Linked DNA regions of Mus musculus: region 1 is linked to region 2. Evidence: chromatin loops called from intact Hi-C (ENCODE). Cell type or tissue: left cerebral cortex. All regions are shown on one strand.

Evidence for each region. Hi-C counts contacts between places; a loop is a spot of excess contacts. Peaks named below come from ENCODE experiments on the same cell type or tissue, not always from the same donor. Only the 100,000 strongest peaks of a DNase experiment are listed, where the experiment ranks them.
Region 1: a loop joins it to region 2, with 2.0 times the contacts of the local background. A loop is called at or near these places in 2 of 42 quality-filtered maps.

The regions. Positions count from the first base shown.
Region 1 is chr6:137,800,193-137,808,192 of GRCm38, forward strand. All of the region lies in intron 6 of Dera (deoxyribose-phosphate aldolase (putative)), which reads left to right. Among named protein-coding and RNA genes, the nearest start is that of Dera, 50 kb to the left of the region's middle. In left cerebral cortex, no CTCF peak of the experiment used is centred here; no DNase peak of the experiment used is centred here.
Region 2 is chr6:137,942,295-137,950,294 of GRCm38, forward strand. No RefSeq gene overlaps it. Among named protein-coding and RNA genes, the nearest start is that of Gm38552, 90 kb to the left of the region's middle. In left cerebral cortex, no CTCF peak of the experiment used is centred here; a DNase peak (open chromatin) is centred at 3,994.

The DNA of each region.
Region 1 (8,000 bases), 140 kb before region 2:
TGCTCGCTAGCAGCACAACCTGGCTGTATGGACATCCACAGGCTTCGTCAGTTGAGAACATCCCGTAACTCACACTGTAGCTACTGTTTTGTTTGCTACTCCCCCGAATGAATAACCGAGAGACTGCAAGCTTTCTTACAGATATCCGCTCCATTGCCACCCAGATGCATTGAGCTGCTAGGATTGTGGTTGTGAAGTTGTTCATACCGTGGTCCTAGTCTGATGTCTGTAGGGTCTGTAGTCACAGCTCACCGTGGGCCTAGTCTGATGTCTGTAGGGTCTGTAGTCACAGCTCACTGTGGGCCTAGTCTGATGTCTGTAGGGTCTGTAGTCACAGCTCACCATGGTCCTAGTCTGATGTCTGTAGGGTCTGTAGTCACAGCTCACCATGGTCCTAGTCTGATGTCTGTAGGGTCTGTAGTCACAGCTCACCGTGGGCCTAGTCTGATGTCTGTAGGGTCTGTAGTCACAGCTCACCATGGTCCTAGTCTGATGTCTGTAGGGTCTGTAGTCACAGCTCATTCTTCACCCTGACCGCTGCTTTTTCATTTTTATTTTTCCCTCTCCTGATAGAGTCTTACAGGAGTTTTGTCAATTTTATTAGTCTTTCCAAAGACCTAACTTTTTCCTTTTGTTCACCATGAGGTAAAGTGTTTTCTAGCTTCCTTCATAAGTTCTCTTGCCATTTAGAATGTTATTTAAAGTGTCATTTAGATTGAGATCTTTGGTGTCTAAATTTTGAGTGCTTTTCTGGTAACTGAACTTGGGTATTCTGTGAGAGCAGTGTATGTGTGTAGTCACTGTGACATATCTCTTGCCCCTAGAACTATTTTGTTAAGAAATATCTGCCCCATGGTATCTGGCTTTCCTTCAAGGATCCTAAGTGTGCAAGTGTAAGACAGACTGGTATTGTCCCAAAGGCTGCTCAAGTCCTATGTGGTTAACTTTCAATCACCATCACCATCCTCACCACCATCACCATCCTCACCATCACTATCACTCTTCTTAGTACTTTTGTTCTCCAAACGAAAATTAGGAATTATGAAAGCATGTTTATTTATTCATGCGCCTTATCCTTTATTTTGTATCTCAAGTTTGCTTTTCAATTCACCAGGTAAAATTTATGCCAGTGTATATGTTGGGGTTTGGAATTTTTGTTTGTTTGTTTTTCTCTTTGTTTATTTTGGAATTATCATTTAACTACAACATTTCACTCTTCTGCTGAGCCCTTGTCTTTAAACTCACTGAATCATATTTCCTATGTATGTATCTGAACATATTTACAGCAGCTGATGTAAAGAGCCTCTCAGTTAACTTGCAAATCTGAGTTATCTCAGGGTCTGTGTCTTTAGCTCCCAACTTTCCAGTGCCTGAACACATCTCCTGCCATTTTCTAGCTATAACTAACTGGTAAGCAAGTCCATCAGTACTCTGATATGTCGGGAATCCTCCGTCAACAGCTTTGACCGTTACTTTAAACTTAAACTGTTACAAGTCTGTGATTTATACCATTTAGGTTATTGCAGAAACAGTTCTTCTGGAGAAATGGAACTAACTGTGTTAGTGTGGTGCTGTTCGTCATTACAAATAATACCTTAGCCAAGGCATTTGTGTGTTGGACAGCACTGCTGTGACCTAAATGCCTCCTGTCACATTTGGGCAGAAGTTGAACCTCCTAGCCGCTAGTATTAAGAGGCAGGCCTTTAAGAAGCTCTCACATAGGCCCTTATGTGTAGATTAATGCCATTTTCGCAGGCATGAGCAGCCTGCTGTGTGCCTGCTTACTTTTCTTCTCTGTCTATGTTGCCTATGTGCTTTCTGCCTTGCTAGGAAGCAGCTCAGTGGTCCTCACCAATGCTGTGTTCTTGGACGCTCCAGCCTCCAGGTCCGTGAGCCAAAATAACCTGTATTTAGTTTGTGCCGTGTGCAGGATCTCGTGATGACCTCAGAGAGCAGAGCAAGAGTCGCCTAAGTGACTCAAGGCCTACTTTTGTGTGGCTCTTTAGTATTCAGTCAGAGTAGTCCCAGTGAAGGAGCGCAGTCAGAGAACGATCCAGGCTCTTGTTTTTCCCTACATGACCTGACCTTGTGCAATTAAATTCATGTATTATCCAACAATTAAGGTATGAGAATACATTATTACATAATACAGTAACCTTGCAAGCCACTGACCTCAGCATGACTCCCACGCTATCCTATTTTGTAAGAAAGGGGACACAGCTGACTCTTCCTGCTAGGCTGTGGCCAGTGTTGTCCAGAGCGACACTTTTCAGAAGCTGCTGACTGAAGCTTCAGGAGATGCGTATGAGATGCTCAGCTGTGCTCTTCTGTATCCGCCCCAGCGCTTTGAGGATTGATGAAAATGTTAGATGTGAACTCACTAGAAAAGAGATCTATAAAATGAATCTGGTTACGAATCACCGTTAGTTATCATCCAGACTTCTGCACTTGCAAACCTATCAAGTCTCTTCCTCTTCTGAATCCCAGAAATGATGGCGGCCGTACAAGCTCTTCAGACATCTGCCAAACGGAACGGCACATAGCTCTCGGTTGTCGGGCAGCTTTGGCTCAGCCGGGCACAGGACAGGGAAGTGGAAATGGATTTTTAAGAAGCAGGTGAAAAGGACAGTTCGTTTACAGCTGCACCAGAGGTTCATTGGGCCCAACCCAAGGTCTGAAGATGAGAATTGAGGGTGCTTCTGGAGGGGGTGATGTGCGGGGACCTTTGATTGAATGAGTGGGAATCTGGTGAGAGAAGTGGGAGTTAAGGAAGAGCTGGGGTGAGGGAATGTAAGAAACATGGGAGTGGGGGAAGAGGGGCTGTGTTGGCTTTCATCGAGTCCCTAAAGGATGGCAAGATATGAAGTGTCATGCTTAGAGAAAACAGACGCAGGAAGCAAGCTGATGTGCTTAGGTGAGGGGATTCTGGCCCAGCAGCCCATGCTGCACACTTTTCGAAGGCGGAGATGCAGAACTGCCTTTATCTTTGGGAAGCTAGGGCCGTCGGCGCGCTGGCAACAGCTGACAAGCTGTCCTCCAGGTTATTCTAGCCCTTATCTTCAGGGATAATACAGACAGATAAATAAGCATGGATACGCAGTCGTAAAGTCACCGGGCTTGAACTGCTGATGCCGATCTGTGCAGAGAAGCACTCGTAAAAACCTGGGGCTGGAGGGACCCGGGCCCACAGGAGGGTGCACCTTGACGGAACGGGCAAGGAGTTTTGAACTCGGCCAGAATTTTGCAAAGCAGAGGAAATAAAAGTGGGGCCAGGGAGTAGCAGGAGCCAGGGGTTAGCTGATCTGAAATCCAACCTACTAAGAAGAGAGTAATACGGGGACAGTGAGATGAAGCGGAGAAGTCGGAAAGTAAATAAGTGAGGTCATTCAATCATAAAAGACCCGTGAAAGTCCCGGGAGATTCACTTGGACCACAAGAAACAAAAAACAAAACCGTGCCGTGACTAAGAGCCAATTACTACCTAAAGCTTTAATATGATTCAAATGGCAAGTGACACCAGAAGATTGTCACAAGCCACCCTGAGTGCCCCTGTCATGTGCTGCAAGTCTTCCTTGCTCAAGGAGTATTGTTCCAGATGGTGCATTCTGATCCCCATGGTGTACCAGCCTGGTTTGTTTTAATGTCCTTTTAAAACAAGGTCTCATGTTTCCTAAGTAAAAGTGTTTAACTTATAACAAGAAGAGTTGTTAATGAGCCTCCACCACTGGAGAAAACGTAAGAACAGAGCAGTGTTGGGTTAAAGGCCGGGTGAGAGAGGCCGGGTGAGAGAGGCCGGGTGAGAGAGGCCGGGTGAGAGAGGCTGGGGGAGAGAGGCAGGGTGAGAGAGGCAGGGGGACACCGGGGCAGATTGCCCTTTGGGGTAAGAGATTTCTTAGAGCAGTTATTAGTGGTATGGACAGACAGACAGAGAACATTGCAGGGGCTCACAGGACAGTGCAGCCCACATGGCAGGAGTTGGGCCTCCTCCTTGTAGGTTTCAGAGGAAAAGTATGGTCTCTGTAACAGATCACGTGATTGATAAGTAGTCACGGGACAGGTTATGCCCAAAACAGCTCTGGGGGCGGGGGAAAGAATCTAGACGCAGTTACTCCACATAATCATAATCCAGGGCATTAAGTTACCGTACTTCTGGCAATGGTCACAGTTCCATTATAATGGAGTAGCCTTACATAATGGCATGGCCCCGGCTAGCAGCCTGTAACTATGACCCAGAGGTTGTATTTCCAAGACTGCTTTGAAGCACTGCAAAGCAGTGGAGTGTCGTGGAACTTTGTAAGACTTCACAGGTAGATGGAGAGGGGAGGGGAGGGCATGAAGAACTTCTGACTTGGTTTTTTGATGGAAAGAAAAAGGCTCAAGCTTATGTGTGGTTCAGGGAAGACACAGGGAGAGAGGTACAGAGGCATGAGGGGCTGGGGGACTGGGCTTTGAAGTGTAACTTTGTTTACACGTCCTTAAACTAGGCCAGGAAGTTAAACCTCTTATAGGGTGAAAACCAACCTGCTATCCCATCTGGGGAGGACTTTTAAATGCAGGCGCGCCATGTGCGCCCTGCCCGCCATGTACGCCCTGCCTGCCATCCACTCCTACAACAGGCATTTCCGCAGGTTCAGTCCCACTCATTTCCTTGCTGACCTTTGCTGAATGAAATAGGGTCACACTCAGCTTCCCGGGCCTGACCTCTGCCGTCAGGCATCTTCTCTCTGTGTGCCTGGGCCTCTTCTGTGGATTCCAGCCAGACAACAGACACTTTACTCAGTGTGCTTTCTTCTTAAATGATTACCAACTCAACCACCCCATTTCCAAATAAGCTCACCTTCTAGAAGAGGAGTCTAAGGTTACAATTTTGACTTCTTTTGTTTGGACATAATTCAACCTGTAGCAAAAGAAATAGGATTTCTTACTTCCGAGGGAAACATACGGAGTCAAACTAACAAACTTGAATTCAGGTAGAAAAGATTGATTTTTTCCCCCCTTTAAGCAATATATGTTGCGTGGAATGGGGAAATCTAGTAAACATTAAATATTTTTATCTGCAGAAAGCATTTGGTAGGACTCTCAATGGGAGATTAATGGCTAAAATAAAGAAGGAGGCATTAGGAGATAAATTTGCTTATGAGCAAGCGACAGAGACTTACAGGGGAAGGAAATTCCTTCCAGATTGGAAACGAGTGACGTACAGCCCCGGCCAGGAAGCAGTTTGGGGACCTGTGGGCTTTTCACTTTATTTTTATTGGACTTTGTAATAAAATACAGGTCCTCAAACAGTCCAAGACAGAGAGAATAATACTGCGAGCATCAGTAATCAAAAGTTATTCTCCATCATAAACTAAATGACTGGAAATAAATACAGACACGAGACTGCACCACGTGCTGTAATATTATAAAGCGGAGCCAGGGACTCTCCTGTGCTCTCTTTTCTTCTGCATGGATGAATATTTCTTTATTTGATTTCAAAGAAAAAATATTTGAGGGCTTCTAGGTTTACTTCATAAGAACAAATAAATGAAGAAAGATGTAGTTTTTTTTCTAAAAAATGTAGAAAGTTATGTTAACTGGAGGAAAAACTGGCTGACACAAGCCGAAGGTTGTACTGCCATTTCTAGAATAAAGAAGAGAGAGACCCTCTGTATTAAATTGCTCAGCCAAGCCATTCAGTGAAACGACTTAGGTAGTGAAGGGGCATTCCGGAAATCCACAGTTTCTGTCTGTGGCCCTGGCCCTAATGCAAGTGAATACAAACAAAGTCATGCATGCTAGCCGAGGGGAGCTGCGAAGCAGAGGGAGGGAGGTACTGCGGGAGCCCCTTTTCTTTTTAAATGTTTGTTAACATGGCTCTTTACAAGCCCGTAAACTTCAGTGATCTCCTATGTAATTTTTGTCTTCCCTCGAGCTAGTTAGGCAAGTGGGAAATGTGGTCTTCAGGTTGGAATCCCGCCTGCCACGTTTTCTGTGTGTAAGTCACTAAAGAGATCTTCGCTTACTCATCGATTTCCCTGTTACTTGCCAGTCAAAGAGTCTAAGTGGATGTTTGTAGGTAGATGGTGGAGGCCTGGGGGTGCAGCTCAGTGGTGGAGGGCCTGTCTGTTATGTCCAAGACCCTGGGTTCAGTCCCTAGCCAGAGTTAAATAAGTAGATAGAGAATTAATGCTGAAATGCCTAGAAAACTATTAGGATTGTAAACTGTTAAGCAAGCAAGCAAACAAACAAACAAACAGGGGAGCTGGAGAGGTGGCTCAGCCGTCAAGAGAGCCATTTGCTCCTGCAGAGGACACTTGCCCTGTTGTCAGGGTCCACATGGCAGTTTACAGCCATCTGTGGTTGCAGTTCCAGGGGAACTGATACTGTTTTCTGACCTCCAAGGCCACCAGGCATGTTCGTGGTACATAGACATGTTTCTATATCCTCATGCACGCAAAATAAGAATGAATCTTTAAAATGGAAAAATGTCTAAATAATGTTGTTTTGCTTGTTTTTAAAGAGTTCACTGACCTCAAACCTCTCACTCTACCACAAGAAAACCTGAAATACAAAAGTGTCCGAGCTCAGGAGGGACTAAAATATCAAGCCCGTGTAGATGGTGAAAGTGCTGCTGAGAGAGACAGTCTAGGCCAACACTCTTTAGCGAGACTTTTATGAGGATTTCCTCAAGAGCTTCATAGTTACACCGTTGATAAATCCAACTGTCAGAGAATCAGGTGTCAGCCGGTCCTGGGTGGACATGGCAGTGGGATGGCTAGTGTTTCCTTGGGTCCTCGGTGGGCATGGCCGGGTGATAGTTACCAGGGTGGGCGTGGCAGGGGGTGGTTAGTGCTTTTTCTGAAGTACTTCAGAAATGGCCATGAGTACTTCTGTTTAGCAGGCAGGACCCTGAACCGATGGTCAGGACAGGACTCTTTCTTCCAAGCCCTGCAGTTTAATAGTCATTTAAAAAGAGCCTGACATCAGTAGAAAGAGAATTCCTTGGTCCTGTGAAGGCTCGAAGCCCCAGTGTAGAGAGATGCCAGGGCGGTGAGGTGGGAGGGGAACATCGGCATAGAAGCAGGGGGAGGGGTGTGGGGGAGGTCCAGAGGGGAAACCGGGAAAGGGAATAACATTTGAAATGTAAATACATAAAATAACCAATAAAAAGAGAAAAAGGAAAAAAAAGTCTCAAGCTTGAACAGGACTCTCGGTAGCCAGCACAGAACAAATCTGTTGTTTCACAAGCTGCTTTTGTAAGTGGCCGGCTTGGTAGGCTGAGCCGGTTTCCCCTGAGAGATCCCGTCCCGTGGGTCAGCTGGTCTCTGGGCCAGTCCAAGGGCTTGGCCCACATCAGCCATGCTGTAGTACAGTGTAGACTCTGAACCACAAGCTGGCACTCATCTTTACCTAGTTGTTGTTCTTCACTGCAATACAAACAGACCATGGCTTTTTCTCCTGTCTTCTCCATGTTGGGTGTGGGGTTTGTTTGGGGTCCTGCCCCGTTCTGGGCTATGTGGACTGAGAAGAAGGCTTATGAGAGAGAAGGGAGACAGAAAATGGGTAAATGGAGACTGGGCAGCCAGCACGTGAGGTGAGGTGGTAGCCATCTCTTAGGTCTTGTATACAAGTTAAAAGCAGAGAGAGTGGTTTGCTCTGTGGGAAGCAAGGGGAGACAGGGCCATTGTTTTCATGCATCTCTTCCTGCTAACCCACTGGGAGGGAGTCAGAAGGAAGAACTCACAAAGCTGTTGACTCTTATGACTCTTGTTGGGGACAGATGTGAAGGAAGGCCTTTTGGCTGGAAAGTCACTGGATCTGTGTTGCTGAGATGTACAGAGGCAGCATGTCCCTCCAGTGTGTGTGGGGAAGAGGTGGAGGTGTGGCTAGAGAGTGGGAGGTCAGCCAGAAAGCATTTTACAACTGAGAACTATCTGAGGAGTCAGGCTTCCTCCGAGTAGGGGCAGGGAAAGCTTTTAGCTTGAGGACTGAGCACTGGACTAGCGAGTCATCCCTCC
Region 2 (8,000 bases):
TACACACAAACACATACTCATACACACCCACTCATGCACACACACTCATACACACACACTCATACACACACAAACATATACACACAAACACACATTCATACACACATAAACACACACACTCATACACACAAACACACACACTCATACACACACAAACACCCATACACACACAGATACATACACTCATACACACATAAACACACACTCATACACAAACACACACACTCATAAACATAAACATACACACACTCATACACACAAACACACACACTCATATACACATATTCATACACACACACTCATACACACACAAACACACACACTCATACACACATACTCATACACACAAACACACACACTCATACACACACATACACACACACTCATACACACATAGTCATACACACACAAACACACACACTCTCACACACAAACACACCAGTCATATACACACAAACTCATGTACACACAAACACACACTCATACACACACATACACACACACTCATACACACATAAACATGCACACTCGTACACAAACAAACACACACACTCATACACAAATACACACACACACACACATACACACACACACACACACACACACACACACACACACACACACACACACACACGAACAAGAAAACAGTGAAATAATAGCTATCCCTTGCCACCAAGGCTGTTGTACATGAATCAGCCCTGAGTGAGAGACAGTGTAGAAGCCATTTGCTTCTTTCAAGGTTGGCTCTGAGACCTTTATTTATTCATCTCTGGATGACCCCAGGCCCATCTGGGGTGACCACTAGTATGCACTTAATTCTTTTACAGCTACGTTATTACATCTTTTTTATTGTAGTAAGACATACTGCACATAAAAGTTACCATTTAAACACACTCATTCAGATCTCCCAAGGGGAAATCTGCCTCTTTTTAACTCTGTCTATGTCCTATACAGTGGAGAGCCAATTGCAACACCATCAAGCAGAGAGGAGCTCTCAAAGGATAACTGTGTGGCATGGACGCGTATTATGTGCAAGGCTTACTCACACCACTGACTTGAGAAAGGAGTAAAGACTTACTTGTTCATGAGCATCGTAACTGTAATGAAATACAAATGAGCTTCTTGAAATGTCGGGGATTTTGAGTGGCCTGTTTGTTCTCTGAGGCAGCAGAGCCTCTTCCAGGAGCTATAGACTCCTGCTTGTCGTAAGTCAAATAAGTATAAAGGCCGACATCTCATAACTGGGAAGTAGAGAGGAGATGCAGCTGCAGGAAGGCAGCTGGAAGAATTCTTGGGGCAGGAAGATGCGACCCAACTCTTTGGAACTAAGTAAATAATTAAGAGGTAACCTTGAAATAAAGACTGTGAAATTAGGGTTTGGGGACACACTTCATTCAGGATGGTGCTTGCTAAGGAAACATTATGGCTCCAGTTTGGATCTTTAGCACTGATGTCATTTCACCACTGTGGTGGTGAAGACAGGGCCATCCTAGGCTCACTGACCAGCTGGTTTAGTAAGATCTGTGAGCTCCAGATTCATCGAGAGATTCCGTCTCAAAAATTCAAGCGAAGAAAAATAACGTCACCTGACATTGACCTCTGACCTCCACACACATGACACAAAAGGACATATATACAACAGAACACACACACACACACACACACACACATACTCGCGCGCACACACACACATGTGCACTATGAAATTGGAGGCTTGCTAGGTGATGAATAAAAAAAGAGTCAAGTTCTGTTGTGGACTTATCACACACATTTTTTTTTTTACTTAATATGGATACATTCAGAATTAAAAATATACACATTAGGCAACAAGATTAGGTCACTGTATGGGGCTAAAGGTTCTAGAAGGACAGTGCCCTGGAGGTACAAGCTTAAAAAACCCTTCTGGGTTCTAACAATTCATCCATCCACCCATCACGCATCCATGTGATATGTAATTAAACATTTCTTTGACATTCTCAGACAAAAATCCTTTCAAAGTTGTGAGTTTGTTCCTCTTATGGTTCCTGTATTTGGAGTAAGTGGAAAAAAAAAAAGAATAAATACATAAGTGAACTAGAAAACACCCAGGCAGTAACATCTATAATGAAGACATTACAACAGAATGGTAAGATCGAGTATGTAGTTTTTAAAACATGAAATAAATTATTGAATGCCCTTTCCATCCCTTTCCTGACCTAACTCTTTATTTCTTTTTTTCACATAGTTTTACATTCATTTGTGTGTGTGTGTGTGTGTGTGTGTGTGAGAGAGAGAGAGAGAGAGAGAGAGAGAGAGAGAGAGGGAGAGGGAGAGGAAGAGAGAGAGAGGGAGAGGGAGAGGCAGAGGGAGAGGGAGAGGCAGAGGCAGAGAGAGGGGGAGGGAGGGAGGGAGGGAGGAAGGGAGGGAGGGAGGGAGGGGGGGTGAGACACAGAGAATAAACTGAAGCATACATGTGGTGTGGTCAGAGGACAGTTTACAGGAGTGGGAATCTGTCTTCTACATACCACACAGATTTGGGGGTTGACCTCAGGTCATCAGTCTTGGCAGCAAACACCTTTACCCACTGAGCCATCCCGCCCATCCCCTTCAGTCGTTTTCATGGTGCCCCACACTCAGTGCCATGCAGATCCAGTTTCTATTTTTATAACTTTTAACCCCTACACAAGACAAAATGCAGGATGTTTTGAACACAATAGACCCTCAGTAAATTATTCAAAAAATTCAGCTGTTTATAGACTTAGATTCTATGAAACGAAGATTGCAAGATTAACAAAAGAGAGGACCGAAAACTATGCGGCATAATTAAGAGAGGAGCAGGTTAAAATTAGATGACAGTGAGTCTTATTGGCACAAATAATGACTCCATCAACATGGCGTGTGAATAGCAGGAGACCATCATTCTTCTCACTTGTGTGTCTCATCTGCCTTGGGAAGTTGGAGATAGCGGGGCATTTTGCCAAAATTAGAAGCAATTTGAATTGTTGAGTGTGGACCGAAACTTGTGCATGTCTGCCTTTGAGTTCTGATTGCTGGCAAGATAAAACTTTAAAGTTCAAAGAAAGTGGGAGGGAGAGGGTGAATCTGATCAAAATACATTGTATGAAATTCTCGAAGAATTAACGGGACTATTTCAAAAAAAGAACGCGGCTCATATGGAGCAGAGGGCTGCCTTGTCTGGCTGCAGTGAGGGAGGATGCGCCCAGTCCTGCAGACTTGGGGCCCAGGCGTCAGGTGACCTGATACCTGGAGTGGGGCACCTTCTCAAAGGCAAAGGGGATGGGGTAGACCTCTACGAGGGGGGACCAAGAAGGGGGACAGCATTTGAGATGCAAATAAATAAAATATTTAATTAAAAAAAAGAAAGAAAATATGGGGTAGAGAGAGAAAAGAGGCGAAAGACTCACGAGTTTGAATTCATGGTAAAGAATCACAGGCAAATGAATGGACACCCTCTATGGAGGTGGGCGGGAAGGCAAGGGGCGGGAGGAGCCGTGATCATCCAAATCCAACTTGGGAGTATTTAGATTTGTACACAGGCTCTCAGCCTGCTGGGTGGGTGATTGACAAGCATAGGGCAGTCTCCTTTGGTAAAGAAACTGTCGGTGACATAAGCCATACATTTCCCTTCCTAATTCTCCTGATAATAGCAATTTATCTTTCTCAAGCCCGGGTGGGAACGGAGCACTGCACGCTAATGCCGATGGGGGCCCTTTCTGCCCACCTCACATGTAAATGTTCTAGTGGGATTTACACGACTCAGTGATGGAGTCTAGTGGGGGCTCTCCCGCTTCATTCTCACCCCCACCCCTGCTCACAAAGGCTATCTGGGTTTCTGGAAAAGATTCTCACTCAGCAGAGAGGAATCGGCACACTAATGCTTTGGGGAAGTGTGGGTTTACCACAAAATCCGAACTGATCCGAAATCCCAGTAAGAAAGTTCTGGGTGTCTTAGAGTGGAAGTGGATTATCTACAAGGGACTTAGGCAGAAGCTGTAACTAGTGGTGTCTCGCATTCCAATGCTCACTCCACCCAAGGCATATAAATATACATTCATGAAGGAACCCACTCAATCCCTTTATTTTTAGGAGATCACATTAAATATTTATGCCCCTCTGTCCTCTTAACAATTCTTTTCCCTAAGAAAAAAAAGTATGTATATAGTGTGATTAAAAATTTACCTTGTAACAAATAACTTCAATTAGCGCCTTCATTTCCCCTGTTCTTCTCAGAGTTAGGGCGGATTGTGAAATAACAATCACTTTTGAACCTCTCAGACTGGGAAGACACCCTATCAATGGTGGCAGGCAAGTCACAACACAATGTAGACTTCATATCCATCAGAATGTCAAATGATCTCATTAGAGTCTCGGGTCTGTACGTGGGTGCATTTCAACGACGCTGCTTTTCCTGCACCGAAGTTTAGCAAAGATTAAGTCATTTAGCAGCGACAGTTGGCTACAGCAGCCAAGTAGGGGCTTAGATGAAATGTGTCAGTCATGTTCGAGCAACTCTGGCTTGACGGGAGGCCATGGGGAGGAGTTGCTGTCACACAGCTACAGCCCACGTGGGTGGAAGTCTTCCCACAGAACAATCCTCCTGTAAATTTTCTAACTTCTTTGTGAGCTTTCCCCCAAGTATGACTGTATTCACCATGAAAATTAAGTCCCTGAACATCATAACCAGGAATTATTTAATATAACAGATTAAAAAAAACCAAACTCCTTCGATGTTGGAAAAAGGATATTGAAAAGATAGACTTTAGAATTTACATAAAGAAATAATGTATTGGGTAATGGGATGAGGCTCAGTGCATAGAAAGGCTTGCTGTATAAACAAGAAGACCTGGGATTGAATAGCTAACAGCAAACAAGAAAGCTGGCATGGCCGCATGTGACTACTCTATTATTAGGGTGCAGAGACAGGTGGATCCCATGAAAACCTTAGCCAGTTTTCCTAGCAGAAATTTAGACAAGAGTCTAGTTCAGCCAGAGGCTCTGTCTCTGAGGTAGAGAGTGATCAGGGAAGATGGATGATGTTCTGGATATAGACTCTTGGTTGCACATACTTATACACTCATGTATCTATGTCTCTCACACACAGAGACACACAATGAAATAGTACATAGGAATAGTTAAATAATAATACTTACGTATTATTCCATTTATATAATATTCAATCTCAAACTTTTTATTATTCCTCATCTCCCCCAGAATATTTTCTTTTATTTATTTTTTTAAGAGTGCTTATCCTTGCCAGGCGTGGTGGCACACGCCTAATCCCAGCACTCGGGGGGCAGAGGCAGGCAGATTTCTGAGTTCGAGGCCAGCCTGGTCTACAAAGTGAGTTCCAGGACAGCCAGAGCTACACAGAGAAACCCTGTCTCAAAAAAAACCAAACCAACCAACCAACCAACCAACCAACCAAACAAACAAACAACAAAAAAAGAGTGCTTATCCTTACTTAGCTCAACTTTGAGAGTCAAATATCGTTTCTGGTGTTATCCCCCCACTAAGGGAAACCCTAAATCTCTATAGGGAGTACCTAGCATACACCTAGCTAAGCACCTGCTTGGGGCAGGTGTATATAAAGCAGCAACGCCTCAGCCTTCCGAGGGTCTGGGTCATAGGTCACTCCAGGGACCATGGCGACCATTTCACACTTGAAGTTTCTAAGATCCGTTACTTCTTTCTCTAGGAGGTTGATGGTCATCAGGTCCCCATGAAATCTGGAGCCTCTGAGTGTGTGAACACAAGTACCACACAAAACAATGAGCAGATTAAACACAGGAAGAGATGAACATGAAGGAAATACCAACAGTTAGTTGGTGATGTTATACAGCTTTGGCTTCTTTAACTATGGGGGAGCTCCTTTAACTGTGTCCTAGGACAAGTCACAAGTTCTATAACTTTTGTTGGAAAGTACTCAAGGAATGCAGCCACACAGCGTGGGACCTGGGACAGCCTGGGCTACACAGCGTGGGACCCGGGACAGCCTGGGCTACACAGCGTGGGACCCGGGACAGCCTGGGCTACACAGCGTGGGACCCGGGACAGCCTGGGCTACACAGCGTGGGACCCGGGACAGCCTGGGCTACACAGCGTGGGACCCGGGACAGCCTGGGCTACACAGCGTGGGACCCGGGACAGTCTGAACAGAGAGACCTCTCACAGAGGATGTGCTGAGCACCATGGCCAGCAGTTGAAAGAGAAAATTCTCATTCTAAGGCATTCTCCCGCGTCAGCTTGTGTTTTCCTGAACGGAATATTCATCGTGGGGCTTTACCTGCGGATCCAGGACTTCAGTGAGAGACATCTATGAAGGACGGTTGTTAGGTGCTTTGATTAATAAAATGATTTAAGAGAGTCATTCATTTTTATTTTCTGTTTATTTGTGAGTGCCTGCATGTCTGTACTTGCACAATATGTATACCTGATACCCATGGAGGCAGGAAGGTGCCATCGATCCCTCGGAACTGGAGTTCAGATGGCTTTGAGTCATCCAAATGTGACTATTTGACACTGAATCGGATCCGGGTCCTCTGCATGAACAGCAAATGCTCTTAACCGGAAAAGGTGACACAAAAGTTCCAGAATCATCTCTCCACAGTCCCTGGGATGGCGGTGACCACTTGTTTGTTTTGTTTTTAGGGAGAGGCTTGGTTTTATTTTGAGATTCTGAAAAGTTTTCCTTAGGAAACTATCAACTAATACTGATCTGAAGAACAGGAAGACTTGTCAGCAGATAACTGCCATGTGGGGAGAATTAAGTGTTGTAGGATGTGTGCCAGGGCCTCCAGGATAGCTTCGCCCCCTCCTTTTATTTCCAACAGGGTATGGTAGATGTGCTGAAGAGATGGTAGCCAGGTCAGATTAGGGAATGAAAGAACTCTTTAAATAGGAACTATAGTCTTCCTCATGAAGGTTTGTTGAGTGTGAAGGAGACAACATACGATAAAATAAAAAGAACCTGATTGTGTAAGAGCTTACTGTGGCGTTCTAATGGAAATTAAAGTTCTGCTTGAAATGGAACAAAGTTAGACAGCATTCTAAGTTGATGCAGCACTTTGTGCTTTTCCAGAGCAGTTCCTCACCACATTAGCATCACCTTGCAAGGTGTTTTAAGTTTTAGTATATTTATTCATATGCCATTTAGGCTCAGCGATGAATAGTGTCCAGAATTAAATTCAGGGACACACAGAACATTGTTCTTGTGTTCACAGAATATCCTCTCTAGGCTGTGAAGATCTTCCTGGTAAGAGCCTCAACTATCTTTGAGGGCCAGAGTATTGGTAACATAGAAACTCACTGTTGGCCATTAAATGACTATTTTCAGTAAGCAGAAGTTTGGGTTTAAAAGACCATAGGTCCTAGAGTCAAAACACCTGGTTTTAAATCTGTGTTTGGATGATTCTGGAACTTTTGTGTCACCTTTTCCGGGCCCCACTCTTATTATCTGGAAGCCAATGCAATGCTGTCATACAAGAATGGTGAGAAGCTGTGCGTGAAATGGTTTGTGCACCAAGCCTTTTCTCTCCTGAACTAAATAATAGAATGCAGCAGGCAAGAGACACTGACCATGGTATACATGTCTTACACACACACACACACACACACACACACACACACACACACACACACACACACAAATATTTAAAACATCATAAAATACTTGTAGTTCTGATTATATACATTTTTTCCTATATAAAATAACCCCATGGGCTTGTATGTTTGAATAATTGGTCTCCAGTTGGTGGAAAAGTATGGGAAGGATTAGAAGGTTCGGCCTTGTTAGAAGATGCGCGTCACTGGGGTTGAGCTTTGGGGTTTCAGAAGCCCACACCATTCCCATTTATCTCTCTCTGCCTCCAGGTTGTGGGTCAAGATGTGAACTCTCTGTTGCTCGTTTGCTCCCTTATCTGGACTCCAACTCTCTGAAATGGTAATATAAGTTAAACACTTTCTTTTTTCAGGGTCCTTGATCATAGTATTTTGTTATAGCA